2 separate regions of the Homo sapiens genome follow, and region 2 is linked to region 1. The links are chromatin loops, found by intact Hi-C in ENCODE. Cell type or tissue: IMR-90. All regions are shown on one strand.

Region 1 (2,500 bases):
ATAATGCTTTCAAATTTTAAGCTAATCAGTGAAACATATGTTAAAACATAATCATCCTTTGGGCTATTGAGATATTAACTATAATGATGAGCTTCCGTTATCACCTTGTGGACCTCTGGGGATGGAGCATCTTGAACGGAGAATCACTGGATTAAATAAAGAGATAAAACTCAAGTATTTTTTAACTTTAAACTTTGATGAAAACTCTCCGGTAAACTGGAATACTTTAGACAATTTCCAAATGACTAGAGACAAACATTAACTTTTTGCCTCAGAAACTCTGATATTTTAAATCAGTTTGTTTTTCTGGCCCACTTTTTTATAAAATGAGGAAACTAAGTCACAGAGGTTAAGTGACTTGCCTAAGATAAAAGAGGGCCAAACCAGGAGTAGAAACAACATCATTTACTCACACGGATTCTATACCCAATCCTGAGCCATGTGATCTGCTTCCTTCTGGCCTCCATGTCACATGGATTCAGGAAGAAATCTGAGTTCTAATAGTAATATTGGAGATGCAGGGAGAACTTCTTTATTCACGTATGTATTCCTTTCTTTTCTTTAAATAACTCTCACAATTTTGGTCAGTATTTTCAAGAAGAATGGTGTGTACACCCAGGGGAAGGCATATACATCATGATGTTGTTTTTGGAACTGACATATTATGAAAAAAAAAAGAGACTTACGTTTTCTGTCCACAGATGGACTTTTTATACCAGTTCTTACAAGTGCTGAAGTATTTCTTTTTGGTGCCCAAAATCTGTTGAAGGGCACAGACATTTGGGCTGGAGGATAGAGGGAAAGGAAAAAAGTTAATGTCCTAATAATGACTAGTTTTTCGTATCTAAAGATTGGTTGATAGAAGAAAATGTTGAGATGTGGATTTGATATCCAAAGACATGATTCTAGCCTTGCACAAATCTAATTATTGACACAATCCTACTGAATTGTTGAAAAACCGAAAGTCTACAGGAGGTGGCAGGGAGAGAGAGAAAAATTATACATTTCTGAGAGTAAAATACAAGCTTTTCAAAAAGTTAACCAACTAGGACTATTCAAACAGTATGAACGTAATTTTATTTCTATGTGCCTTATTACTTTTAATGGTAGATAATCTACTGACCCTTTTTAAACCAAGCATGTGCTCATTTGGAGGATGGCCATAACTTCAGGGCTCTCTGGAACAATGAGAGGTCAGAGAGCAAAAGAGACAAGGTTTATTATGTACACAGACACTATACTCTGTAATTTTCTAGGTAAGTAATCACAGAAGTAAATGTGCTAAAATTAACTTTGAAACAATATGGTTGCACAAAGGAGAATTTATCTTTTTGAATGGAAGTAACAGATCAGAACATCCTCTGTCACAATTTTAAGGTTCCCCTTCCCCTCTTAAAGGGACAGAAGTCTTTTTTCACTGTAAGTCAAAGAAGCTTGTGAACATTATGAAAATTCCTGTGAGGCATAGGAAGAAGTGCCAAGATCCGCTTAAAAAATTATAAATGGTTGGATAAGTTACAAAATTATGTGTAATTTTAAAAATGCTTAGTTGTAGTTGCATTAGTTCTATAAAATATAAATTACCTTTGCAAATTTTACAGAATTCAGAGTTTAAAAGTAACTTAAATGCTTCAAAGAATTCAGAGAACTAGTTACATTACCCAGTATTTAACCTTCATATGTAATTTAAATAAAATTTTCTCTAACATCATGTGAGATATTTCAATGCTGTTTGCATACATATGATAGTTCCTAACAATAGATTTTTTAATTTTGAAAACTCAATTTCAGATTTTTGGAAGAAAATAAAAACATAAATAAATGGAATTATAAAAGAATGCCCAGCTAAATTGTGTTAATTAGATTAGAATTATATAACATTTCATAAGAAAGCAATTATATTCAAGGTATTTAGAGAGCAATTAAGTCTTAAAGCTTAAAAGTGCATAGATAAATCACAGAATACTCACATTTTCCTTTTTTTCCTATTACTTTATAATAATTAGGAAAAAAAACCCTGAGGCATATATGAGAAACTTTATGCATACTTGAACATCTAACAAGCTGAGGAAAAAGAAAAATGGTTTATAAAACCAAACCACTCACTTACCCTTGGTCCCGACCCCTGATACGACTATGAGCCAAGATCTTGTCATAATGATTGTTGGCGTTTATAGGGTTAACAATAAGCAGCAATAGTAGAGAAAACATGGGTAAAAAGGGAATCATCTTGAGTCTCTCCGTTGCAGTTAGTCCCCGAAGAGAACTGGCAGTGGGCTTTGGAGAGCTCAGAATTTATATACATGTCAGAGTTGTGGGAGGGAACACTGCATCAACCTGAGAGTCTGAACTCTTTCCAGGAAGCATCGGCAACTTCAAATTGCCAGCTAAGATTTGTTTTGGTTAGTTATATTTAAGGAACACATTGAGCTACTTTTCCTTTTCATTATAAAGAAGGTACTTATTTTTAATCATATGAACAATTGACTCACTGCATGTT
Region 2 (2,500 bases), 280 kb before region 1:
TTGTCTGAACCAATTCTTTAAAATAAATCTCTCTCTATCTCTACCTAAAAGATATATGTACATATCTTATTGGTTCTGTTTCTCTGGAGAATCCTAATACAGGGGGCCTCAGTTCAAATTCCAAGACAATAGCATAAGTCCCTTTGAATTACCTATTACACAAATTAAGATCAAATTTGATTAATTCTGAAAATTTTTAATACCTCTCAGGAGATGTTTCTTGTAACATCTAGTCACACACACACATACACACACACATGTTTAAAGAGAGAGAACCCTCCAGTCCCCTGCAATAAGTCACAACAGATTACAAGATGAACATTAAATATTAGGGAAAAACAGAAATAGGCAAATATTAGAAGAGAAGCTAAAAAAAAGGATTTTTACAAATTTGGAAACCTTTCCCTGGTGGCAATTGGCTGTAGCCATAGAAAATAATAGACTGTTGCTCTACACATTATCAGAAAGTCCTTACCCCGAAATGTTACCAATCTAAGAGGATTTATAAAGTTAAATGTTGGTAATAACTGTACAAGATTACAGAAAAAGAGAGATGTTATAATAGTAACTATAAGCAGACGGGATATGACCCTTGTGTATAAAAAGAACGTAAAGTAAAAATATATCATTGTAACTTCAGTATTACACAAGGAGGAGATAACTTGACCCACTGACATGAGGATCCTGTTTGGGTTGATATTTATACTCTTTTGAATGAGAAAAGGGAGAATCAAAAGATTACTATAGCTTGAGAAAAATATTCACTTGTTTGCCCTGAGTTGGTTATCATTAAGCAGAAGTCTGATTATGCATTAGATTTCCCAAATAACTTCATTTTAAGAAGAAGAAAGTTTGATTATCTGACTGACACATATGGCTAGTCCAGTGGCTATCAACATTGCTTAAGTTATCACGAACCCATTTCTATGAGCCTAGTTTCCTTTATGTGAATTTGATATCTGGACCTGTGTGCCCTTGGAATATAGAGAAGATAGCTAACCTGAAAGACCATGCCAGCCTTGCATGAAACGTTAACTCAGCCATCTTGGAGATGACCAGCCTTGCACCAAGAAGGACCAGACTGCAGCTGTATCTTGAGGGGAGAGGCAACCCAGTCACCTAAAGACACCCCTTTGAACCAAGAGAGTTTCCTGATTGAATGGAGCTACAGAATGATGCTTTCCTGCTGGGCTGTCTGGTGCTTCCTTCAGTTCACTTCCACTGATCTCCGAAGGTACAGGACAAGCTGTGGGGAAGCACCCAGGTGCATGATTCTGGCTTTCAAAAAAGTTGGAACAAATCTAATTGCCTCTCAGCACAATTTAAATTCTAAGCCTGCAGGGTAGGCTCCTATCCATCTTTTTTGTTTGGCACATTGGGAGTATTCCACTAGGAATGCAATAGGAAGCACTTTATTCCACACACAGGTGTCTTGGTAGATGTAGGGGAAACATTAACATTTCTGTAGGACTAGTTAAAACTTGCTTTCCGAAATGAAATTCCACAGCAGCTTAGTCTCCTTTATGAACAAACCAACCACATGACTGCCAGAAATCAATGCACATTGATTCTATCCAAATGTTTTCAGTGAGTCAGCGCTAGAATTCTTGCCAGTAGGTTTGTTGTGTTTTTTGGATAGCTTCTTATGCATTACCAAGAGTTCCAGTGTGGGTAATATATTTTATTTAATATTTCTCCTCTCAATGAAAAATAAAGCAAATATTTATATGGTTTTACCTAAATTTGACTTTCCACTAGCAAATCAGTGCTATAGCTTGTCTTTTATTGGTGAAAATTGACCTTTTAATTTTGCCAATACCACTATTTTTTTTGTCTGTCGAGTTTCTTACCTATCCAAAAGCATCTTCGAAGAAAACGTATTCATAATGTTGAAAATAAAAATTGGAATTTGTTGTCTACTTTACTGAGTTTTAGTAAAAGCTCAATTTCTCACATTGCCTGTTATAGCCTTTTATGGTGTAACAAACTCATGATGAAAACTTCCCCAGGAAAAACAACCTGGGAGAGGGAGCCAAGATGGCTGACTAGATGCAGCCAGAAAGAGACTCTCCCAGCAAGAGACCAGACTGTCAAAAAGACTGACACACTACTCTGAGCAGATCTTCAGGAGGAAGGCATTGAGAGTGGTCAAAGGGAGGATGCAGACCCCGGGCTGAAAGAGAGAGGAAACTAGCAACCCTGCATAGGACTGCTATGCATCAGGACTTGTACTTGACCCCCAGCGGCTCCAGGGGAAGGGGTGAGTTAGATAGGTGAGAAGTGGCCCACTTTTATCATAGACCACCAGAATCCTAGCATCAGGAATGCCATGTCCCCCACAGACATTTGAGCTGACAGAGAGAGCTACTGGGAGAGGTGGCAGGGACAGGATTCCAGCCTGATTCCAGTTTTAGTTTCATCAGTCTTTTGGATGGTTTATTGCATCTCAATTTCCTTCAGTTCAGCTCTGATTTTGGTTATCTCTTTTCTTCTGCTAGCT

What was found. Hi-C counts contacts between places; a loop is a spot of excess contacts. Peaks named below come from ENCODE experiments on the same cell type or tissue, not always from the same donor. Only the 100,000 strongest peaks of a DNase experiment are listed, where the experiment ranks them.
Region 2: it touches region 1 in a loop (3-fold over the local background); 5 of 110 quality-filtered maps call a loop at or near these places.

The regions. Positions count from the first base shown.
Region 1 is chr13:37,596,498-37,598,997 of GRCh38, forward strand. POSTN (periostin) reads right to left here and starts at 2,271. Exons shown (of 23, transcript NM_006475.3): 1 at 2,111-2,271; 2 at 687-785. The coding sequence starts at 2,229. In IMR-90, no CTCF peak of the experiment used is centred here; no DNase peak of the experiment used is centred here; H3K4me3 peaks cover 323 bases.
Region 2 is chr13:37,312,058-37,314,557 of GRCh38, forward strand. No RefSeq gene overlaps it. Among named protein-coding and RNA genes, the nearest start is that of LINC01048, 170 kb to the right of the region's middle. In IMR-90, no CTCF peak of the experiment used is centred here; a DNase peak (open chromatin) is centred at 1,554; H3K27ac peaks cover 370 bases.